Regions from separate parts of the Mus musculus genome. Here all the other regions are linked to region 2. The links are chromatin loops, found by intact Hi-C in ENCODE. Cell type or tissue: heart. All regions are shown on one strand.

Region 1 (8,000 bases), 420 kb before region 2:
GAATACCAAATGGCTGAGAAACACTGGCTGCTCTTAACCACTGAGCCATCTCTCTAGCCCCCAGAAAAAAAAGGAAATCTTAACAAAGGCAAGGGTGCAGGAAAAGTGCCAGGCACAATGGGGCAGAGCGATTCATCCTCTCCAAGGGACGGGTCTCATACACTGCAGCTGCAAGAAGGTAGTTCCGGAGAGAGTTAGGACAGACCAGGAGACCTTAGTCTGTGCCTCCACGGAATCAGAACCTCATTGAACAGACATGAGGAACCAGAGAGCAGGTGAGGAATTGCAGTCCTGGAGGAAGCTGGGGAGGTTGTTTTGTGCTGGGATGGGATTCCGTTCACTGAACAGTGATGAGCGGCTTACAGTGATGAGCGGCTTACAGTGACTGGTGGATTCAGAGCCAGACACCCTCACGAAGCAGCCAGAAGAACAGTTATTTCGAAGAAGTCAACTGCAACTTGCTTATGTGCACTCCTCTTACTAGGTTAGGGTGGCGAGCTGCTGAACAGAAGGCAGCTCTCCACCAGCTTTAGAATCAGCAGTCTGAGCATTCTATGCATTCTGAGCCTTTCGATGTCCCCACTAACACGTTACATGTCTCTGCTGGTCCTAAGTCTCACTGAGGCCCAGGATCCAGCCCAGATAAAGAATACTTCCTTCTATTCCTGCAAATAATATTAGGAAGCAGAGAGAGAGAAGCTCAACCCTGGCTGTGACTCAGAAGCCCAGACCTCATCAAATTCTGGAAACCAGAGCGAGTGCTCGTCCTCTCTGTGGCCACACCCTCAGCCACCCTCTCCATCCCACAGCACCTTAGGAAATGCTCAGGTGTAGCTCTAAACTATCACGGCACTGCCTGTCTTAGTTAGGGAATCATTGCTGTGAAGGGACACCACTACCACAGCAACTCTTAGGAAAGAAAATATTTCATTGGGGCTGGCGTACAGTTTCAGAGGTTCAGTCCCTTATTGTCATAGTGGGAAGCATGGTGGTGTGCAGGTAGACATGGTGCTAGAGAAGGAGCTGAGAGTTCTCCATCTTGATCTGAAGGCAGCAGAAAGAGACCTTCTTCTGTAGGCAGTCAGGAAGAGGCTAGCTTCTGCCCTTGGTGTAGCCTGAGTCTTATATATGAGACCTCAAAGCCCACCCCCATAGTGACACATTTCCTCCAACAAGGCCACTCCTGTGGAGAGATTTTGGGGCCAAGTCTAGAAATTTGGCAAGAATTTGACATTGGTCCAGGACACAGAAGTACACTCAAGATCCTGATCATCTCAGTTCCTGGAACACCATGGGACTTTGTTTATTGCCTTGTCTGTTCCTTGACCTAGAACTGACCATATTCTTTGTACATACCTAGAATGATATAAAAGCAGACTGGAGGGCTGGTGAGATGGCTCAGTGGGTAAGAGCACCCGACTGCTCTTCCGAAGGTCCAGAGTTCAAATCCCAGCAACCACATGGTGGCTCACAACCGTAACAAGATCTGACTCCCTCTTCTGGTGTGTCTGAAGACAGCTACAGTGTACTTACATACAATAATAAATAAATCTTTTTAAAAAAATTAAAAAAAAAAGCAGACTGGAAAAAAAAAACCCGGTTTAGTCTCAGCACTGGCTGGAGTCATGTTATAATGTTGCCTAATTGTCTTTTTATTTTCAGTCCTCACTCCCTCCCTTGAGACCCTGTTGACTGACTGAGCTGGCTTGGTCACACTCCCTATGGGACAAGCATTTAAACACATACATCTCGGGAGGAGGCATACCTATCTAGACCACCACACCATCAACCCCCACACAAAAAACAAAATTCTTGTTGCTTTGATCAAATACCTGGCAAGATACAATTTAAGGAAGAAAGTGTTTATTTGATTTACAATTAGAGTGGATTCATTCCATCATGAGGGGGTGGTGACATTCACATCCCGTGCATCCTGGGAAGCAGAGAGGGATAAATACCGGAGCTCAGCTCATGGTCTCCTTTCCATCCAACGCAGGACCCCATGCCGTGGGAGGGTACCACTCACATCTAGCCTGAGGCTCCCCACATCAACTCGCTCTAGAACCTTCCTCACAGGCATGCCTGGAAGTTTGTCTCCTAGGCAATGCTAGATCCCTGGCAGTGGGACCGCTGGGTCAGGCAGTGGCTCTGCCTTCAGCTTTTGTAGTCTGAGCCACAGCTTCGTTCCTCGTTGCCACCAAGACCCCAGGTTACCGACTGTTCTGTGCCCTCACAAACATTTGCTAGTTCCAGCTTGGTGTGAGCTTGGGTTTCGCTTTATTTTCCCCCTGACAATTATTCACTTACTGAACTGGGTTCTTGAAAGTTGGCTGGAGGCAGGACTTGGACTCAGATGCATCACCAGCCAGGTGTTTGCCTAGCTTCCCGTGGACCTCAGAGCCAAATAAAGCTGGGCAACTTATCCACCAGCAGGTCTCAACCTTGGGGTCACAATCCACTTGGTGGTAGAACAACGCTTTCACCGGCGTCGCCTAAGACCATCGGAAAACACAGATACGATCCATAACAGTAGCAAAATTACAGTTATGAAGTAGCAATAAGATAATTTTACGGTTGGGGGTCAGGACAGCCTGAGAAAATGTGTTAAAGGGTTTCAGGATTAGGACAGTTGAGAACCGGGCAGGGAAAGGAGAGCTTGGAGAGAAAGAGCTCTGTGATGTCCTACCCCCTCCAGCTGCCTCTCTTGCTTTCTCTCTGTTGAATGTGGAGGGCACATACCCATGTGCAGTGACTTCACTGTATCTATGACCTATAGCCAAACCATCTCAGTTTGCGTAGACCCATGCATAGCAATGACATCGATAAACTAACCCTCCAGACAACGGGGAGATTTCCCCTCTTCCACCTGACCGTTGGAGAGCATGACATCATGGCTGCAGGACGATGGCCAGAAAATAAGCTGTCAATCACCTGGGCTCTCCTAGGCTCCAAGATGCACAAATAATATTCCGAATAAATCCTATGCCTGTATGTCTAAATGAGTCCATGACAACTGCCATGCATGTCTGGCACAAACTCAGTCACCACCCACATCAGATGGAACCCACTCACGGTCTCCAGAGTTGAAGCATTGCTAGGAGTTGGCTTTGTTTTAGCAAAACAAAACTGACATGAATTTTCTGATGGCTATTTCAAGAAAGGAAAGAGGGATAAGAGGGGGAGGAAGAAGAAGAGGAAGAAGAGGAGGAGGAGGAAGAAGAGACAGAGGCTAAAACCTAAAACAGGAAGAGTAGGGAGGCAAGGAAGGGGGACTATCATTCACTTGCGGTAAACTTCCAAAGCCGAGCTCCTGTAGGATGAGGCTGGTTCACCTTGCTTCTCCTCCAACAATCAAAACACACCTTGGTTTATCATTATTATTACTATTATTATTATCATTATTATTATTATGTCTCTTATTTCCCCTTTATTACAGCTCACATTCAACACAATTTTTCTAGAGTACAGAAAATAACGTCAGTTCTATACCCTTAACATTTGTTTTCTTATCTTATTTTATTTCAAATGACTTATTTCATTTGTCAGTTATATGCATGTGTGTGCTGGCGCCAGTGCCCCTGGAAGCCAGAGGTTTCACATCATCTGAGGCTGGAGGTACAGTTGTGAGCCACCTGATGCTGGGGTGGAAACTAGGCTTGGGTCATCCACAAGAACTCTACATGCTCTTGACCACTGAGCCCTCTTTATCTCTAGCCCCTTAACACTGAGTTTCCAATGGTATATTTATTTGGTCTCAAACTCATATGGAAGAGATACTTTCACTTGCTACTTGTATAAAAAGGAGGAAAAAATGCACATCTTTCTCCGACTTCTATCAGCTACGTCTGGTTACTGCTTGTTATTTAACCATGTTGAACTCTGAAACACACAGGCACGGTTCTCCTCTACCATCAGCCCTGAGGAGATGGACCTCTGCAGGTGTCGCATCCGCTGGACAGAGGGAAATGGTCACAGCTGGACTTCGACACAGTCCAGAGCCCAGGGACAATGAGTACACAAGCAGGCACTCTGAGGTCTGCTCATTTGAAATTCTGGGTGCAGCATTAGGGTAGAGTGTAAGTGTCAGTTTAATTTAAAGACAGGTAATAATGGATTCCACACGAACTGCAGAGAAATGAAAAGCATAGGCTCTATAGATTTAAGGGGCCTGCTAATCTCAGCAGCTGTATGTAATCAAATTCCCAGCCTCTGAGTTAACCCTCAGTCACATGCTGGGGGAATAAGGAGGGTAGGCTGTTGAACTTCTGCAGAGAACACCTACCCACTGCAGGAATTGCTATTCCTGAAATACGGGCTTGGAGAACCAGTTGGTGTCAAACTCCCAGCCCTCCCAATCCACTAGGGGGTATCTAACAAGTTCTTCAGTCCCTAGAACCTGGGATGTTAAGTGTTCTTTGGCTATTAAAATCTGCCCCCAAGACCACATGACAGGCTAGGAATATTGGCTCTTTTATCCCATTGCTTCAAAACTAAATTAGAAGGCAGAGAGGCGACTCAGTGGTTTAGCACAGGCAGAGGACCTAAGTTCAATCACCCGCACCCATGTCTGGTGGTTCACAACTGCCTGTAACTCCAAGGGGTCCCAGTCTCTCTTCTAAACCTGTAGGGGCATCTGTACTCATGACTCCACACTTACACATAATTGAGAATAAAAATAAATCTTTTTCAAAGGTAAATTATTTCTTTAGGAAAATCTTCTAGCTGTAGCTACAAAGTCCGTTCTAGTCAACACCACCATCTTCTCGCCAGGACTTAAGCATCGTCTACCGGCATCAAAATATTCTGAAAACTCTAGGGTTTGTCTTGAATGTTCCGGTCTTTCAATGATGACCTAACATTCAATTGTTTAGTTCAATTGCTACACTGAAATAAACCCAGAGTCCTGTGAAGGATTACGGAATCGGGGAACGTCCTTCTCGTCGAGTCCTGCAGGTGGCGCCATTAGCAAACTCTCTCACCGTGGCCCTCCGGCCTTCTCCGCCCACAGTGGAGACAGGAAGACAACACCAAGCGTTTTAGCCTACCTGCTGAAGGAAAGAGAGTCCGGGGAAAAATGATAGCTCCATAAAGTACCCTATAGAATCGCGGGGTGCAACTTTAAAAATCAGTATTTAATATATTGATTGTGAAATTGCTTGATTCCTTTGTATTAAATATGCACGTTGTATAGGCGAGGTGTTTATAAATAAATATGATTTTCAGTTGACTTTTTTATGGTGCCATAATGACGGCCCGATCCTCATTTGTGTGTTAAACGTGTGCTTTAACAAAATTATACATTCCCCATTGTAATGTAAGTGGTTGGGCTTGCAGCTCCCATCTAATCTCCCAGAATCGTGTTTCTGCAGTCCTAAGACTCTTTGCTTAATCACTCCAATAAAAAGAGTAGATTCTTTTGTAATGCAATTTGTAAGCAGTAAACAGAATTGAGAGCGCAGTATTGCTGTTGAGCGCATTTAATGCCGGGTTTTAATTTGGTGTGTAATTATTCATTTGGTAGGCGCTTCCCAACCCCCTCAGATTTCCTTTCCCTGCTCTGAAGAAAAGTTGGTGAGTCTGAAAAGCAGGGTTTCCGTGTATCTGATGTAAGCCTGAGTTTGATGCAGTTGTTATGAAGAGAACATTTGTTTTAATCTGCTAAAGACAGGAGGTCACATTAACGAGTAATACAGACACATAAAAATGTGATTACGGCTTCTAAACAGAACGCAGTAGGCTCCTAGTTAACACAATGAGATTTCTAGGAAGTGATGCATACGTTCCTCAAAAATGACACATTTCTCACGTTCTATTCCAATTAAATTACTCAGGCAGCTAACAGCGATGAGCGCAAAACACGGGGATAAAATGAGGGTTTTCTTCTTGTAACTGTATCTCTGTGAAAGTATATTTTTATGAGAAGCCGTTAATATTAAGCTATTATTTTTCAACTGCGCTGGAAGGGATGTCTTGAGCCTTTCTTGTCGCTGAAGAGCCTCCCCCTTTGTCTCCCGGGTTTGCTAATAGGAACTGAGAACCGCTCGGCTGGGTACCGCCTCCACCGGAGTCCTTGGAATGGAAAAAAAAAAAAAAAAAACCAGGCTGTGGGGGAGGGGAGAGGGCCTGTCTGTGTCCCTAGTGTCAGTGGGGCTGCCCAGAGGCCTGCATTCGTAGGGCTCCGGATCTGGGAGATCCATCCGCTCCCCGCGGCGCCGGCTGAAGCTGGAGAAGCGGAGCTTGTACGCACTCACGCTCTGCGAACACGCGGGGAGCGCTCTGATCGCGCATCCCAGGCGCTGCGCTCCTGAGCGCCCCAGGACGTGGGGGCGGGGAGGGGGCTTCACTGGGCAACACTGTGATGAGAGTGGCTGAGGTGCTCTCCCAAAGCCTGCAGAGCCCCTGCTGGAGGGTCTGGGGTGCAAGGGTCCGGCCGACCCTCCGGTGGTCTCGATCTGCGAGGTGGGGTGTCCCAGCTGCACCCAGGCCTTGGGAACAGGGTGTCAGAAAGACAAAAGGAGGCGACGCTTGCGCCTGCAGAGGATGACAGCGAGCTTCGCTCTGGGGCTGGGGAAGAGCTCAGAGCACAGTGGCGGAGCCACCCTAAACCGAAATGCGATTTGAAGTCCTAATGAACTTGATTGCGTGAACATTTATAATCCCCCATGGCCCTAAATGAAATCAGATATAATCAGAAGATACGGGGAAGGGAGTGTTTACAGCCGACGCCGGGCGGCCGCGGGACGGGGAGATGCGGCCCCGGTATTGATGTCGAAAATGATGGATAACGCGGGAATGGCAAATATACTATTTGTCTAATGGCTCGGCAATTAAATTCCCCTGTAAATGACCCATGCCTCATTTCATCCTAATCTATGGAATTTTGATTGAATTCGTCAGCTCTAATTGAAAAATACTGCACTTTAATGCCTGCATTGCAGTTTCGGGACGAGAGTGGTTTTAATGAGACGGTGCCCCTCTGACCCGGGAATATTCCAGACTTTTATTCGGAATTTAAAGCCAGAAGATTGCTCAACTGAGCCCTGTGATTTCCTCTCTGCTATCCACGTCCATCCATCTCCAGATTCGATTTAATAAACGCACTTGAGGATAAATGTGTCCTCGACCCTCACTTGCCTGGTGGCACCAAGTGGGGGAGGCGCCCTCTCCTTGGGACCTGCTGGTCAGGGCCAGAGGCCTCACTGGAAGAAAAGAGGGAAGAAAGCTGCCCTTTCCCCAGGCACCCCAGCCAGGCACAGCGCCTTCTTGAGACCAAACCCAGGTGCTCTACCTGGAGGAGGAGGGCCTACTGCTAGCGACCTTCTCCTCCCCCCCCCCCCTTCTCAGAGAAAGAATAGGCCCCAAAGCGCTTTATATGCAAATGGCGAGGCAAAGCCATCCTTGAAAAATTAGCTACTTGCTGAAGCATATTTACTAGATTGAAATGAGTTAAAGAGAAACATTTTACGTCGTGTAAACGAGATAATTGAGCCGCATTAAAACTGGAATGTTTGCTCCTTTTCAAGAAAGAAAGAAAGAAAGAAAGAAAGAAAGAAAGAAAGGAAGGAAGAAAGAAAGAAAGAAAGAAAGAAAGAAAGAAAGAAAGGAAAAAGGCAGAAAGAAAAAGAAAAGAAAAGGGAAGAAGAAAAGAAAAGTGGAGGAGGAGAACAGGTAAATATATGTTCGGGTGGAAAGGAAGTGTGCGCCCAATACTGGGAGCCTCGCCCGGCCTTGGCTAGAGCCCTTCTCTCCTTGACTCCCTGAGGGTTGATTCCCACCGCGGCGGGCAGGGGGCGCAGGCGAGTCAGAGTCACGTGACCACAGCAAACCCGAGGCAGAGAAGTGGGCAGGGTCAACTCGGTCCTCCCAAGGTCCTCCGGCCCCGCCCCTCGCCTCACTCACCGGGTCTCCCCTCCTCCCTTCTCGGGCATCCCAAACAGGGTGGCACTAAGGTGGTGGCGCTGGGGAGAGGAGAGATGGAGTATGGAGCACAGCAGGAGTCC
Region 2 (8,000 bases):
CAGAAAGAGGAATGCGGTGGGACCAAGCACACGCCATCTCTCCGGTCTGTCTATAAACAAGTATAATCGCCCCACCTCCTCCACCCTATCCCTGGGGATTCAAGGTTTATCCAAGGCTAGCAGCTTCCTATAGCTTGCCAGTAGTGGAGCCACGATGTGACTTTCTCCTCTCCCCTGGACCTCGCCACATAGCTGGGAGTACCCTGCTTGCTGGAGGAAAGAAGCAACTCTGAACTCCTCCCAGGAAAAAGTTCCAACTCGCCAGGCTGCATTGAGATGTCCCAAAGCACAATGTGATTGCATCTGATAACACCCCCAATATTCCTACCCACTGCTGGGGGGCCATGTAAAGTATAATGACCAGTAGTATATGGCTTATACCATTTGGGGGACTCCATGGTTCATGCTGTCCAAATTCAAGTCCTCTGAGCACTACCACCAAACTCCCTGAAACTTAGCATTGTATGATCGTCCTCTGTTCTGCATGGGCCACGCATGGAAAGCAAACCGGACCTATTAATTATCCTAGGAAGCACCAGGGAAGTGTGGCCCAAAGGAGCACCCTGCAGGCCGCTCTCTACAGCCTTGAGTTAGGAGGGGGTCTTGAAGGTGTTTTCAGCTCTCGATTAATTTTTAAAACCTTTTTAAATTAATTAACATTAAAAATTAAAAGCAAAGATGCTGCCAGTTGGGTCCAGTAGAAGCAACATGTTATCAAGACATTTGACTGCAGGACCCAGGGTCACCTGCCTGAGCCACCTTACTCAGTACCTGTGACACACCCAGAGGGCCAATGGAGCTCCACAAAAACACCTGCCAGCTTACACCAGCTCTGTAAGCATGGGCGTCTGAGGCCACTGTGCTCGCTTGGCAAGTCTAAGATGAATGACCCGGCGCAGTGAGACGGGGCAAGTTGAGGCCCTGCTGTATGTGCACACACTGGCTACTTCCCCAGCTGCTGAAAGAAGGTACTCCGAATGGGACACACTGCACTGGACTTCCGTTCTCCTGGGAGACAAGGGGCAGAGTACAGAAAAGAACAGCGTCTGGGAGATGAGAGAAGCTGGGTGGTCTGAAGGGTTTCGCCATGTGTGGCCTGAGATCAGGCCCTGCACATGGCTGTCCTGATCCAGAGTGAAGTCACCTAGGCCCGCATCTCCAGGAACTGCGTTGCGAGTGATGAGTGCTGAGGCCCTCGTTGGCATCTAGGTGCCCTCTGAGGCCAAGGCCTACGGGAGTCTGCTCACTCCCATCCCTTCCCCACAGAGCTGACTCGGTCTGCACGGGCTGCCACAGACTCAGTGACCTGACCATGCACAGGTGTTCTGAAAGCTTACATCCAAGGTCAGGTGTCATCCAGGACACCATGGACAATGGCAGGCCATCCCTTAAGCCAATGACTCACAAACTACCCAAGGTTGGGACCATTAATACAGTGACCCTTGAATACAGTCCCTCCTGTTGTGGCGACCCCCAATCCACAAAAGTATTTCCTTGCTACTTCATAACTGTAATTTTGCTACTGTTATGAATGATACCATAAATATCTGAGATGCAGGATATCTGATATGTAACCCCTGTGAAAGGCTTGTTTGGCCATCCCCCAAGGGGTTGCGACCCACAGGTTGGGAATATCACTGCCTCAAACTAGAGAGCATTTTGTCCTCACTATGCATCACAGTGAGAGTGGGGACACTCACCTTACTCTGCCAGTTTTGCTCTGGAAAGGAGGTCTCACTATGCTGCCCAAGCTCCCCTCAAACTCCAAAACTCAAAGGTTCCTCCTGCCTCAGCCCCTCCAGTGCTAACACCACAGTCACCAGCCAACCAGCCCCATCTTTATGACCTAATCCCTAAAACTTCCCCTCTACCCAGCATGGGGAGTGTCACAACCCAGTCCAGAGTCTCAGTTGACAGTCACCATCCATCTCTTCTCTAGGACTAAGGAATAAGAAAGGAGGGAATATGTTCTCCAAGGTGCCTTCTCTGTAGAACCCTGCCATTCAAAACTCATCAGAAACACTAGCATCTACTTCTACCAGCCTGGCAAGTACACCAGTGGGAACCCCAGCTCCTTCTGCACCCACCCGGACCAACAAGCATTGCCTGGAGTCCATCAGAGACACAATTCTAGGTGTCTCATATCTGCTGGGCACAATTCAGCCTGGAAGGAGGTCTCCGGGACTCAGCACATGGATCCTGAAGGCCCAGAGGGCTCTGGTCTGAGCCACAGACCCTCTCCAAGGACTCCAAGAAGTTTAACCTCCTGCGCTTGCCTAGCTCCTCCCACCCAGGTGTAAGCATGTATCAGCTGAGAACACAGAGGAACACAGGAAAGGGTCTGCAGCCCCAGGTGTCCTGGCTGGCACCCTGACCTTGGAGTTGTCTAGTCACCTCAGGCAGAGTTGGATTCTCAGCATTCATGGCCAGCTTGCCATGTCACTAACGTGAAATCAGATTAAGACAGTGACCCCTGAAAGTATGATGTCCCCTCAGGACTGCAGTATTCCACTGTGTGCCCAAGCACTGTCCAACCACTTTGGAGACCACTACCAGGTGAGGAGGGGTGCCCACCCTCGATGTACAACTGTACTTAGCAGTACACCACCAACCCCGTGGTTCTCCACCGTATTTCTACAGTCCACTCTGGCTGCTGCTGACTTACCAAAAAAATGAGTGTTTGCAAACCAAACAAACGTATACACTTTCCTTAATTTTCAAAGATGACTAAACTTTTCATAAATGGCTTTTCCCGCTTCATATTACTACCAACAGCTAATTCCGTTGGGTTCTTTCAGCTACACACACTCGGGCACATCCACACGGAACAATATGAACACACATCTTTAGGGATGGATGTCACAGACTCCGGGCAGTGGGGACAGCACTCTGTTTGCATGTCTCACTCCCTCCATCTACTGGTGGCTGATGAGAATGAGTCAACCAAAAACCTGGCTTCAATTTAAAACAATTGGCAAGATCACATGACCCACCCGTACCTGGGAATCTACCCAAAGGCCTAAGCACACCGCAGGGACACCTGCTCGTTCATGCTGCTCGTTCATGCCTACCGCATCGCTGTTCACTGCAGCCCAGCGTCTGGCAGCAGATGAACGGGTGAAATGTGGTACATACACACACAGGAGTTTTATTTAGCCATAAAGAGAAAATAAAGTATGTGTTGGCAAGAAAACCGACAGAGCCAGAGACTGTCATAATAAGTAAAGTAAGCCAGACCCAGACAGACAAATACTGTCTTTTCTCTGTCACACGCAGAACACGGGTGTTATACACACCACACCACACCTCCACACACGCCATGAAAGTGGGAGGGGAGCTACTTGGAAGGAGCAGGTACAGGAGTGGGGAAGATGGGAGCAGACAAAAGATGGAGAAGACAGTGAGAGAGAATGATACACTTGATGCGATTATAAACACATGCTTTGAACAAATAGAAAATATGAAAACCAGCAGCACCAACAAATGTCCACAGCATCGCTTCGGTCACAAATAAAGAAATGAGTGATTCAAAGCCAGGTCAGAACAGGAGCAGACAACAGTGACCACTGGGGGAAGGCGGGACCTGGACCTCACTCCCTTCCTGGACGGACAACCTCTGCATCCTGGACAGGGGTTCTATCAGCATTTCTAGTGGGCGGGGACATCCTCCCAAGATACCTGCTCTTCTGCAGTCAGTGGGGAACCGGGGCCATGCAGAAATTAGTGCTGTAACCACGCAGGCTCCCTTACAAGCCTTTTGTTCCCCCTCCAAGTCTTCCTGCTTTCTGGAGACATCTGAGCTATCTCATCTGGGTCCTCCTTCCTGTCAGCTGACCTGGGTCCTGACTCCACCCACTGCTCCCCAATGGGGGAAATGACCCCTCCACTCAGGAGCTTATAATCATGTTTCTATCTTTTATAAAGAACTAGCAGGTTGGCTTAGTGGTTCACACCTTTAAGCCCAGAACTCAGGAGGCAGAAGCAGGGGCATGAGTTAGTTCAAGGCTAGCCTGGTGGGGGTTGGGGGACGACGACACTCTGCCTCAAAAATAAATAAATAAAATGAAAAAGAACTAGCAGCTCACAATGCACTAATCACTCTCTCAATTCTTTCAAACAGAAAAAGAAAAAAAAAAAGGTTAAATCTCATGGAACCCTGGACAGGAAATAATCCCAGAGGTTAGCTGTAGGAAGAGCAGAGAGAAGAGACCAAGATATCATTTAAGATATCAGAACAGAAGACCTGAAAGTCATTTCTATTCTTGGGAAAGAAAGGAAGATCACAGAAAGAGATCACCTATGGTGTGTATGTATGAAACAACTGATCCCCTTCCTGCTAAGTATACATCCGCAATGCAAAGTCTGGCATGGCCAGCAGGGGGCAGTATAGGCGAGCAAGAAGCTAAGTCTAAGATCCCACTATCCACTTAGATTACTCACTTCCTTCCCTTCCTGCTGCTTCAATCGCCTTGTTTGCTGAGCATGAGTCTACAATTACCGCAGAACAAAAAATTTAACCTATGTGTACTCTTAAAATTCCCCTAAGAATGTGCCTCATCTCTTTTTTTATACTACCTGAATAAACAAGTCTGAAAGCCTAAAAGCCAAAAATTCACAGTATATGCACTTAAATGTATGTCTGTTTGCATGGTGATGATGTGTTTATGCTACAGTCAGCAAACACAGCTTGCTTAATGAGGCAAAAATCTTTGTCAGTTTTATAAAGCAAAGTTCATGAGAAATATTTAATATGTAAATAAAGCAGTAAAATGTGATCGAAAAACAAAAACAAACAAACAAACAATAACACACCTCACTAATACCACTACAACTCATCGTAAGACTTTAAGCCATTGTTTATTAAGTTAGACTCTCAGGCCTGTGGAGGTCATCAGCAGCCCACCTCTGAGAAGAGTGGATTATCCCACCCATTTCAATGACTCCCTTCACCACAAACCCAGAGGGGTCAGGAAAAGCTGGCTGTGTGCATTCCAGCATGCAAGCCTGCAAAAGTTCTGCCATCCACTGCAGGGTGAGGCACTCAGCTAGCATGCAGGACTGAAGCTGTAGCCCATAGCTTGCCAGCCACCTCAGAGCTGGGCAGGTAAACAAGGGGCTAACAGCTAGAGATGGCTGACTCTAGATGCTCAGTGACCCTCAAAGATAAAAAAGCGGCTGACTCCCACTCCACTGTTCAAAGCCCCTTTCCTCTGACCACAACTGACAGCAGTCAGAAGACAAAACTGCCTCTCTAGGGCTCGGAAGCCTCTGCCCACCCTGTGTCTATTCCCAATTGTCTTCAGCCTGGTGAGGGAAGGCGCTGCCTCCCCAGCCATCACAGCCCCAAGCACCGTCAGGGCCAAGGCCAGGCTTCTGCTCCCACAGAGACCATGGCCACTCCTCCCAGGGAAAGGAGGCTTGGAAAGCCAAGGTAAAGAACTTCAGTAGAAGAGGAGCGGACGATGGACCACTGGGAAATACCAACTGCCGAGGGGCCAGCTATACTCTGGAGTGAGCCAGGAAAACACGCCGCCTACGAGCTGTCTCCACTGGAAGAGTCTTTAAACATCCCCTCAGCAACAAGTTTCCCCAGCACTGTGCAGCAGGGCACTGCAGTCTCTGCAGTCAGCCTGTGGCGGTGGGCTGGCATCTGTGGCAAGATGGATCTGTAGCTCAGGCTGGCAATCTCGAATTGAGATAGCCGTAAGAGGAAGTTAAAGCAAACACTGGTGACAACCTGTGGGCTAAAGGAAATGCAGAGACTGGCCAAACAAGAGAATTCCAGAGCCCCACATCAGTGAACATAGCTTCCTGGTGGTGTGGCCTTTGGAGGGTCTACAAAAATCCAATGACCATTTTGTACCTAGATCTTGCTATGCGGAGAGGCCATTGGTCAGAGACACCAGTGCCTCATCATGGAGAATGAAAGGAAGCCTGAGAGGGACTAAAGACCACACAGAGACAGGTATGAGGGGTGGAGCCCCAGTGTTCTCTTTTTCCAGGGCACCTTCCCTGAAGTTCTCATTAAACATCAGCAGAACTAAACTGTGCATAGAAAATTACTGTTCCTCCTCCATCAAATGGCTCTACTTCCATTCCTGAGACCCACAGGAAAGGAGTCACAGCAGCCAGACCTCATTCTACCCCACCCACCACACCCCAGCATGCTTCACAGAGACCCTCAAGCTGCTGGCTGCAGTAACAAACCCCAGCTACAAAGCTGCTCTTCGGTAAAATAGATTGTTACAGGGCCATTGTGGGAACTCTCTCCGAGGAGACACAGAGCATCGTCTTCAACCCCCTCTCCCTTACAGGGTACCAACAACAAAACCACACAGTAAGATTCCACTGTAGCCCAACGGGAACTAAGGGAAGCACGGGAGAGGGGTTATCTCCAGGAGCAGCTGCCACTAGGAAGCCTCGGCCCCAGCATGGATGACAGCTTCCCCATAGCTGTATAGGAGTCCTACTCGCAGTTAACATTCCACCGTCTACAGTACTTCACCCAGACCACGTGCAATTTAGCCAGAATTAACATATAACTGGCCAGTAAGTGCAAAAGAGTGTGACTGAGCTCAGCCGAGGGTCCAATGAGCCTCCCTACACCTCTCCTACTCTGAGGGAACGCCGCCTGTCAAGGAGTCATGGCTTGAGAGTCTCTCGCACGTAGCCACGGCTGTTCCCGTGACACCCACACTGTGCTCAGAGGACAGCGCTCCACGGCAAGGACTGAAAACAAAAGGGTGTGTTTCGCCCTTTCAAGAAGGCCTAGCACACAGCAGGCACTGCACAGGCTGAGCTCGGAATCTCAACCCCATACCTGTTATTTTGACTTGGCAGAAGCGCAACTCAAGGACAGCTGTGTCTCTGGCTGCCTTTCACTCACCAGCTGTCTGGAGCTCAAGCAAGGATCTTTCACCCTTCCACTGGATTCTCCTTTTCCACCCAGGAGGCTTTGCGAATATACAAAGCAGGCAGCAGGTTAGCAAGCTCGGTTAACAAGGGAGACAGAAGTGATTCTGTTACTGTCAGGTTTATATACAGGTAATGTGTTTTCTCTACTAATGGCTCAAAATTATTCATTTCAAGCCACTGGCTTTTCCAAGCAAGCAAGGATTTAGTGAGCCTTTCCAGTTTCGCCAGCACAAGGATCAACTACAGGCCGAGCGGGGCAAGTAAACGCAGCGTGGACCTCATGTCCGGGCCCTGGTTGTTCTGAATCCAGCTCGGGGATTTTCTCGAGCTGTCCACTCATGGGTATGCACAGTAAGTGAATGACAACAGGAGCCCAGAGAAAGCTGCTGATCCCCAGCCCACAACAGCTGAGACGGAATTCCCTGAAGGGATCCGAGGACCTCTCCCTAGGGCATGTGGTCTGATGAGAGAATGTGCCACACCTCCAAGTGGTCAGTTTGCTCACACATCAAAACTGCTTCGTACAGCGTCCTGGCCAGCCTCCTGCTCCCGGCACACATAGGAAGGGCTGTGAGGCCGGAGCTCAGGATAGGCTGCTTACAGCACAGAAACCTCAACCTGCACAGGCTTGGGACTCACAGACTGCAGAGTCCATCAGAGGTCAACATCAGCTGTGCCTTGCACTTGAGAAGCAGCAGTCCAGTCTGTCCTCCAGCCTCTCCATGAGGTTCCCAGTGTACAGGTCTCCTTGGCAACCTCACAGACCTCAGGCCTCACGGCTGGGCCTCCTACACACAGTAGGATTAATCTAGCCGACAAGAGGAAACAGGTTTCTGAGATTAAATGTCCAAAAGACAGCCAAAGAGCTCACCCAATGTGTCTAGAAGTGCTCTGGACTGATTCACACTCAGAGCTCAACAAAAATCCTTAGACTCCTATTTTCTCCCAAAGGGATTTCTCAGCTACCACTCCCCAGCCCCACCGCCAAGTCATCATCACTTAACCAGTCCATCACTGCCGTTCCGAACCTCCCTTGGTTCACACCCAGTCTAAGCTAGGGTTAACACTGCTGTGATGAGACACCA
Region 3 (8,000 bases), 180 kb after region 2:
CACACAGACACACACACTCTCATGCATACACACCATACACTTGTATGGTTCCTCTTTTAAATGTTAATACCCTCTTATGCGTCTTCTCTGGTAACTTTTGGACTTTTCAGATTTAGACACATCTTTCAGCTTGTTCTATTTCTGTTTGATTTTCATCACTTTTTTTTTTTATAACATTGGCTAGTAGAATATTTAAATTTCATGGTAATTACCCTGCCCTTCACCCCTTGACTACAAAGCTTGTTTTCCTCCTATTTTTTTTTAATTTCTCAAGTGTCACTTTGCATGTTTTCAAAGTGTAGATGCTGTGGACCGTCCCTTTAAAGTGAGCTTTCATGCGTGTCCCTGCCTCCCCTTTGAAAATTCTTTGTGGGTTCCTAGACCTCTGTTGAAGGTCTGTTGAAAGACGACAGAAAGGGCAGGCCACCAAGCAGTCAGCTGCATCCGTCCTCTGCTCTTGTTTTGTTGTGAAGACTGTACCTTAAAATATGCTTAGCCAGGGACAGAGGGACATGCTATATTTCAAACTTCTCAGGGGGTTTGAGAGCAGCTGAGGCAGGAGGATCACTTGATCCATGGAGTTTCAGGCCAGCCTGGCTCTCACAGTGAGACTCAGACTCCAAATCAAAATGAAACCCAAACAGCTCTCCCATTTATTGGCTCTACACTGGTTCGGAGGGATGGGAGGGCTGACTGAGTTCTCCTTCTGTGATCTCTCATTCCAGTTGTTGGCTGGACTAAGCTCCTGGTGGCTTTAAGAATGAGGCACCTGTTTCCTTTTACTCTGTCTCCAAAGGCCTCCTTTCACAGTGACCCCTCATCTACAAGGACATTAGCAAATCCTCTCACACTTGGAGTCTCCATTTCCAGGTAGTTCATAGGCCCTCCATATTTATGTACAGCCCATATGGTGTATGGTCCAACCATGCACAGTGTATACTTTAGTGATTTTTATATATTCACAAAGCTATAACTGTTAACCACAATCTGGTTTTAGAACATTTTTTAATCATCTCTCCTGAGACTCTAGGCTCCCTCCTAGTTTCATGGAAATGCTTTAATCTTTTGCTACAAGCATGGGATTGGCTGTGTGTTTTAATAGACAATTTTGTCTTGTTATTTTCAGGAGATCACATTTGGGTGATACCTAGTGGAACAGTTCACAGGAAAATGAGATATCTCAGATTTACTTTAAAATGGGTTATCGAGAAGGAAATAGTGGGCTATAAATGTCCTCATAGCTATCAGAGCTGGGACGAGGACAAAAGCTTTCATTGTACTGATCAGCCTACTTTGTGCTTACTTGAAAACTCTTACAGAGCCCTCCAGACACTGGTCCTCTACTCAGTCTTCAGTCTAAAAATAGGTTAAAGGGTTTAGGGTTGGAAGAAGTCTTTGAGTGTTTGATACTGAGGCCAACATCCAGCCTAGGTTCTGATGTCTGATGCACCCCACAAGTGGTGCTTTGCCATCTCTGTCTCTGAGAAGTTCCAGCTCCTTTATGAACTGGAGGATACAGGTGGTCAAGTACTCAGGAACACAGGTCAGTAAAGAAATGGTAGTCCAATGCCTCTGGGATTGGGGTCAGGATTCCAGTTCTAGGAATGTGTGTGTGTATGTGTGTGTGTGTGTGTGTGGTCCCAGGAGACACAGGTGAAGAACGAAGCCATGAGATGAGGAGGAAGGATAATGCCCTCCAGGTCCAACCATTTGCCTAGGATATGTACTCACTGATAAGTGGATATTAGCCCAGAAACTTAGAATACCCAAGATATAAGTTACAATTTGCAAAACAAATGAAACTCAAGAAGAACAAAGACCAAAGTGTGGACACTTTGCCCCTTCTTAGAATTGGGAACAAAACACCCATGGAAGGAGTTACAGAGACAAAGTGTGGAGCTGAGACAAAAGGATGGACCATCTAGAGACTGCCATATCCAGGTATCCATCCCATAATCAGCCTCCAAATGCTGACACCATTGCATACACTAGCAAGATTTTGCTGAAAGGACCTAGATATAGCTGTCTCTTGTGAGACTATGCCAGGGCCTAGCAAACACAGAAGTGGATGCTCACAGTCAGCTATTGGATGAATCACAGGGCCCCCAATGGAGTAGCTAGAGAAAATACCCAAGGAGCTAAAGGGATCTGCAACCCTATAGGTGGAACAACATTATGAACTAACCAGTACCCCAGAGCTCTTGACTCTAGCTGCATATGTATCAAAAGATGGCCTAGTCGGCCATCACTGGAAAGAGAGGCCCATTGGACACACAAACTTTATATGCCCCAATACAGGGGAACGCCAGGACCAAAAAGTGGAAGTGGGTGGGTAGGGGAGTGCGGGGGAGGGTATGGGGGACTTTTGGGATAGCTTTGGAAATGTAAATGAGGAAAATACCTAAAAAAAAAAAAAAGAGAGAGAGAGAGAGAGAGATGAAGAGGAAGGAAATCCAACAGGACTGTCTTACTCAGCCAATGGCACTTGACCTTCAGCAGCTTGGAACTCTGAGCAACATCGAGGAACAGCCTGGACACATCACTGGCTATTTACACACCACTTCCTGGCAGTCTGTGGCTCCTTGAAGCTTTTGGTTTTCTAGCTGAAAGTCTTTAGGTGAACAGAAGCATGTGCTGGGGTCAGAGACAGGGTGGATTTCGTGGTGAGGTTAAATCCAAGACTATGTAAGGAGGGTTCAATCCATCTTTGATGCATGAGCCATCATCTTGTCCATAATGAACCTTGGCTGTCATTTAAGCATTCAGCAGTTCACCTCCACTCCAGGAATGGGACCATCCATTGGCCCCATCAGCCACTCACTTCAGCCGCACCTTTGCCTCCCAGGCCATTCCACCAACCCTCAGATCGACAACCTAGAAAATGAAAGAAAACTAAGACACAACCATCCATCCCAGCCACGTCTTACACAAGGGAGTCCTGTTTCCTAGTACCAGTTGGAGGAGTTAACTTCTGATGGAGCCCTGGCTATCATCTGGGACATCAGGTCCTCTTCAACAGCCCAAGAAAACAATCAGGTAAACTTGTCGGGTACTCTGGGTAGCCAAGGGATGATCCAGCACCACTGGCAAGCATGCAACAATGATCCCAGAATTGTCTTCCTCAGGGGAGGGCTTCAAATCCCACACTCTTGACTGCTTTGCATTGCTGACTGAGTCTGGTGGCTTAGAAGTTTTCATTGTGCTGATTTCTAGCTGCCAATGGCCGAGCACCTGGCTCGCAAAAACTCTGGCAGTGTTTCATTTATCAGTGTTGTAACTGGCTTGTGTGAGCAGAGACAAGCCAGCTCCAGCCCATCCCAGCCATGAGGGCCACTCCTTTCCTGGACTCCAGAGGTCCACGGCAACCTGTAAAGCCTTGCCAGCCTCTGCAATGGCACAACAGCGCCACCCAAGGCGAAACAGGGTAGTGACACTGTCCACACCCTTTAAGGAGAGTAATTCCTGTGCCCTGTGCAAAGTATATTCACAGATCATGGTCAGCTCCAGACAGCAAGGCAGCAAGGCAAAGGCTGCCAAACCCCTAAGCACACAGACAGTCTCGTGTAAGGCTGGCTACTAGACAGGTCTTGGAATGTTGATCTTTATTGCTGGCAGTGAGGACTCCCTCTAACCTCTTGATCAGCCCAGTCTGGCAGGTGAGATGAAGCATCTCTTTGTTGGAGTTGATGCCCACTCTGTGTAACACGCACACAGACAAACTTTGTGGGTCACTTTCCACTTCCTTTTTTTAGAAGCCAAATGGGTTTTGATTACTGGTCCCAGTCCAGTATCTAGTAGGACAGTCAATGAAGTTTAAGAGAAATGTCACTTGGATGTGAGCGTGGCCTTTCATGTTGGACAAGATGGGAGAGCTACACTCCATGCTCAACCTGGGTAAATCTGTTGACTGGTTGTTGTAAATTAGTTAATTCTGTTTTTGTTTTTGTTTTTGTTTTTTTTTATCTGAAGTTCACCAAGACTCCACTAAGCACTAAGATGTGCTGGTTAACCTTTGTTAACTTGACACGAAGTAGAGGAAACCCCAATGGAGGGATTGCCTCCGTTACACCAGCCTGTGGGCGTGTCTGTGGGGGCATTTTCTTGATTAATGATTGATATGGGAGGGTCCCACCCGGGTCCCACCCACTCTGGGCGATGCCACCCCTGGACTGGTGGTTCTGGGTTCTATAAGAAAGCAGACTGAGCAAGCCAATAAACAGCATTCTTCCGTGGCCTCTGCTTCAGTTCCTGTCTCTAGGTTCCTGCCCTGACTTCCCTCAGTGATAGACTGAGATGAGAAAATCTAAGTCAAACAAACCTTTCTCTCTCAAAACTGCTTTTGGCCAGAGAGGAAGTAAATCGATATAGGAGATACTAAAAGTACCTAAAATTGGGGTAATTTGAAAAACTGTAGAGAACCCTTGTAGCAATTTTAATTATTGTAACAGGCCCTCCAGACCCTAGCACAACTGACACCATGATAAAAGCCCCTGCAGGCCTTGGAACACAGCATGGCGGCAGCAATGCCTGCCAAAGCAGAAACAAAGACCTAGTCCACTGCCAAAACAGAGACAAAGGCTAAGTTAACGGTCCCAGGATGTGGCTGGGAAAGTTCTTAAATATACTAACCTTGCTTTTGGGCTTCTGTTGTTCTGCTTCTTGCTAACCAATATTGTTAACTGTGTCAACCCAGGATGTGGGTTTTATGCTTAAAAAGCAAAAAACAGTGAGGCTCATGGGTCCATGATTTGGGTGAGTTCCCTGTTGAGCCAGCCAACTCTATACATTAGTATAGAGTATAGCAATGTACTTGGGCCCAAGGACTTAAGGATTATTTTATTTTTAGCTAACAGATCAATTAATTATATATCTTGATTGGGCTGGATATATTTTCATAGATGTGTACAGTGAACAGTGATTCTTTAAATGTAATTTAAGGTGGTATTCATGCTGTATGGATGAATCAGGGTATTATATATGTCTTTTGAATGTTAAAAAAGCTTTATATAAATAGTGGAATCTTAAGAAAAAAAGATTTCTTTCTTTTAAATTTATGTGTGGGTGTTTTGCCTACCTGTGTCTATGCACTACACGCATGTAGTACTTCTGGAGGCCAGAAGAGGGCGACGAATCTTCTGCAACTGGAGGCTTGTGAGCTGCTATATAGGTGCTGGGAGTCAAACCTGGGCCATCTCTCCAACCCTTATAAAAATATTTTCTTGCTATGGGTATTTGTGTTCAGGGATGTTCAAGTGTGTGTGTGCACGCATGTGTGCACTTCTGCAAGTGCACATATGTGTCTGCAGGAGCTATTCTCTTTCCTTCCTTCCTTCCTTCCTTCCTTCCTTCCTTCCTTCCTCCCTTCCTCCCTCCCTGTCTCCCTCCCTCCCTCCCTTCTTCCTTCCTTCCTTCCTTCCTTCCTTCCTTCCTTCCTTTTTTTTTTCTGTTTTTCTATTGAAACTCCTTTGAAAACACCACCCTTCTTGCATGAATATTCTGCCTCATCGATTTGTACAGTGTGGTTAACAAATGACACTTGTCATAGAGATTAAAACAATTAAAAATCTCTTGAAACCCCTCGGACTCATCCTGAAGAATCCCTATGTCAGGAGGATATAGAGAGATAGAAAAAGTGCACATTGAGAGAGGAGGGAGGGAGGGAGGGAGGGAGGGAAGAGGGATAGAGGGAGAGAGGGAGGGAGGGACCAAGGCGGGGGAGAGAGAGAGTGTGTTACAAAGCCAGACAAGGACATGGTTTTGGAAAAACATAAAAGTGAGATTAAGAATTATCCTGAGGGACTGGAGAGGTGGCTCACCAGTTAAGAGCACTGACTGCTCTTCCAGGGGTTCTGAGTTCAATTCCCAGCAACCACATAGTAGCTCACAACCATCTGTAATGGGATCTGATGCCCTTTTCTGGTGTATAGAAGACAGCTATAGTATACTTATATACATAAAATAAATAATATTTAAAAAAGAATTATTCTTTTAAAAATAATTAAAAATAAATGTATATTGAAGTTGTTCCTCTTAGTACTGGGAATTCTTCACCTCCATGTTAGTGGCATTGGACAAACTTTCCCTTACACTGAACAGATGTGAGCCTGGAACTGGGAAGGGCTCAGATGGCAGAGCCTAGTCCTTGGTGGATGTGACAGACAAGGGTGCTTCCTGGAAGATGTGTTTAAGCCTCAGTTTCCCAATTGGACCTGTCCAGAGACTGCACAGAGGGCCCTAGTGTAGAGCTTTAGGAGAACTTCAGGGCGACTGATCCTCTCTGAGCTATTTACAAGGCGGGGAGAGGATCAGTCAGTAAAGGGCTAGCTCTGCGAGCTTGAGGGTCCGAGTTTGATCTTCAGAACCCATGTTGAAAAGCTGGGTGCAGTGATACAGGACTAGGATCCCAGTGCTAGGGAGGTGGAAGGTGACCAGCCAGCCTAGCTCGCTTGGAAAGTTCCAGGACAGAGAGAGAAACCCTGTCCTAATAATTTAGATGCATGGCTTCTGAAGACTGGCAGCCCAAGTTGACCTCTAGCCTCCATATGCATTCACACAGGTGTGCACCTGCACACACAAACATATAAAAAAAGCCAGATGAGAGCTGTGTGTAAATGACTGGTGTGGAATGCAGACTGGGTTGGTAGGATGTGAGGAGGAGGAGGAGGAGGAGGAGGAGGAGGAGGAGGAGGAGGAGGAGTTGTTCTTGCCACCGTGTGCCCGCCACAGTGTGCCCACCCCTCTCAGTGTTTGTTCTACTGTCCTCTCTTCCCTTTCGTGCTCCTCATGACACCTGCTGGCTGAAGTGGGCTAGCTCTTCAGTGGATACCTGACTCAAGATAGCAACTGTGCTGTGTGGCCTTTGGTGTAGGGCTCGGGAACAAGACAACAGCTCTATCCAGGTGCCCATGATTTCATATAAAGTCCCACAGCCAGTTATGTGAATTGAGGAAGCAAAACCAGAGATGTGGCACATCCCCCTGAGATTACAGAGGGGGGTGTGTCTCCCTGAGATTATAGAGGGGGCATGTCTTTCTGAGATTACAGAAGTGGGGTGTGTCTTTGTGTGATTACTTGAGAGTTGAGATGGCACCTGACTGCTGAGTCATTGAGATAGCCCAAAGTTGTTAAATTCACAGCATTTTTTTTATCATTTGAAATCTTCATTTGCAAGTCTCTGATTCCTTCCTAAACATCTGTATTGGGAGAGGTGGTGGAGAGAGACAGACAGTGGGTGAGTCTCTGTGACCTGAAATCCAAAAGACTCAGAGCAGAAACGTTTACTGGTTGGGTCAAGTGTGTCCAGCCAGCACACGTGGGTCTGGGTTAAGTGGAGTGAGTCTGTGGCATCTCTGAGTCACTGAGGGTAGGCTAAGAAGGCTGGAGGTGCAAAGGACAAGGGCCCATTGTCCCTATTGTGTGGGAAGATTCGGAGAATGAACCCCAGGAGTCTTGCTGTGGAGGCAGGGTATGTGATCCGGTATTCCTGTTCGAAGGCAGGCAGACAATCGCAGAACCTGGGAATACAGTCTCAGAGAAAAACACAATGTACACCTGGTATCAGGCTGCACGCGACAGCTGCCACCCTATTGTGCCTTTCCTTTTACCCTCAAGTCTTACTGAATGAAAACTGGGGACCAGTGCACCAGGCAGGCTGCAGCTCAGGGTGGCTGGTTCAGCTCTTCTGTCTCCATTCCCACAGAAGCACCCTCGACTTAAAACTACAAAAAAAAAATCAAGAGCTGGAAGAAAGCTTGAGACCCTTTGCCAAGGACTCTGGAGCAAGCTCCCCTTGTTCCCCAGCCCCTGAGAAATGCTATGAACCCCATTATTCTTAGAGGAAGGTTGGTGGCTTTCACCATGTAGTCCCCAGTGTACTCGGCATTGAGCTGGTCAAACCCTCTCTCCAGCACACACACTAGGGATAAAGAGGTGGCTGCCTGGGGAGACCACACTGTGGTCCTGTGGGCAGGTGACAGCAAAGGCTTTATTGGGGACAAAAG

Evidence for each region. Peaks named below come from ENCODE experiments on the same cell type or tissue, not always from the same donor. Only the 100,000 strongest peaks of a DNase experiment are listed, where the experiment ranks them.
Region 1: it touches region 2 in a loop (2.0-fold over the local background); 3 of 42 quality-filtered maps call a loop at or near these places.
Region 3: a loop joins it to region 2, with 8 times the contacts of the local background. A loop is called at or near these places in 16 of 42 quality-filtered maps.

What each region holds. Positions count from the first base shown.
Region 1 is chr1:89,940,379-89,948,378 of GRCm38, reverse strand. No RefSeq gene overlaps it. Among named protein-coding and RNA genes, the nearest start is that of Gbx2, 13 kb to the right of the region's middle. In heart, CTCF peaks have their summits at 4,945 (motif pointing right) and 7,782; DNase peaks (open chromatin) are centred at 4,978 and 7,798; H3K4me3 peaks cover 2,033 bases; H3K27me3 peaks cover 5,321 bases.
Region 2 is chr1:89,520,977-89,528,976 of GRCm38, reverse strand. All of the region lies in intron 1 of Agap1 (ArfGAP with GTPase domain, ankyrin repeat and PH domain 1), which reads right to left. Among named protein-coding and RNA genes, the nearest start is that of Gm41914, 56 kb to the left of the region's middle. In heart, CTCF peaks have their summits at 2,915 (motif pointing left) and 4,368 (motif pointing right); DNase peaks (open chromatin) are centred at 167, 2,956, 3,719 and 4,376; H3K27ac peaks cover 798 bases.
Region 3 is chr1:89,340,131-89,348,130 of GRCm38, reverse strand. No RefSeq gene overlaps it. Among named protein-coding and RNA genes, the nearest start is that of Gm41913, 44 kb to the left of the region's middle. In heart, CTCF peaks have their summits at 3,403 and 5,110 (motif pointing right); no DNase peak of the experiment used is centred here.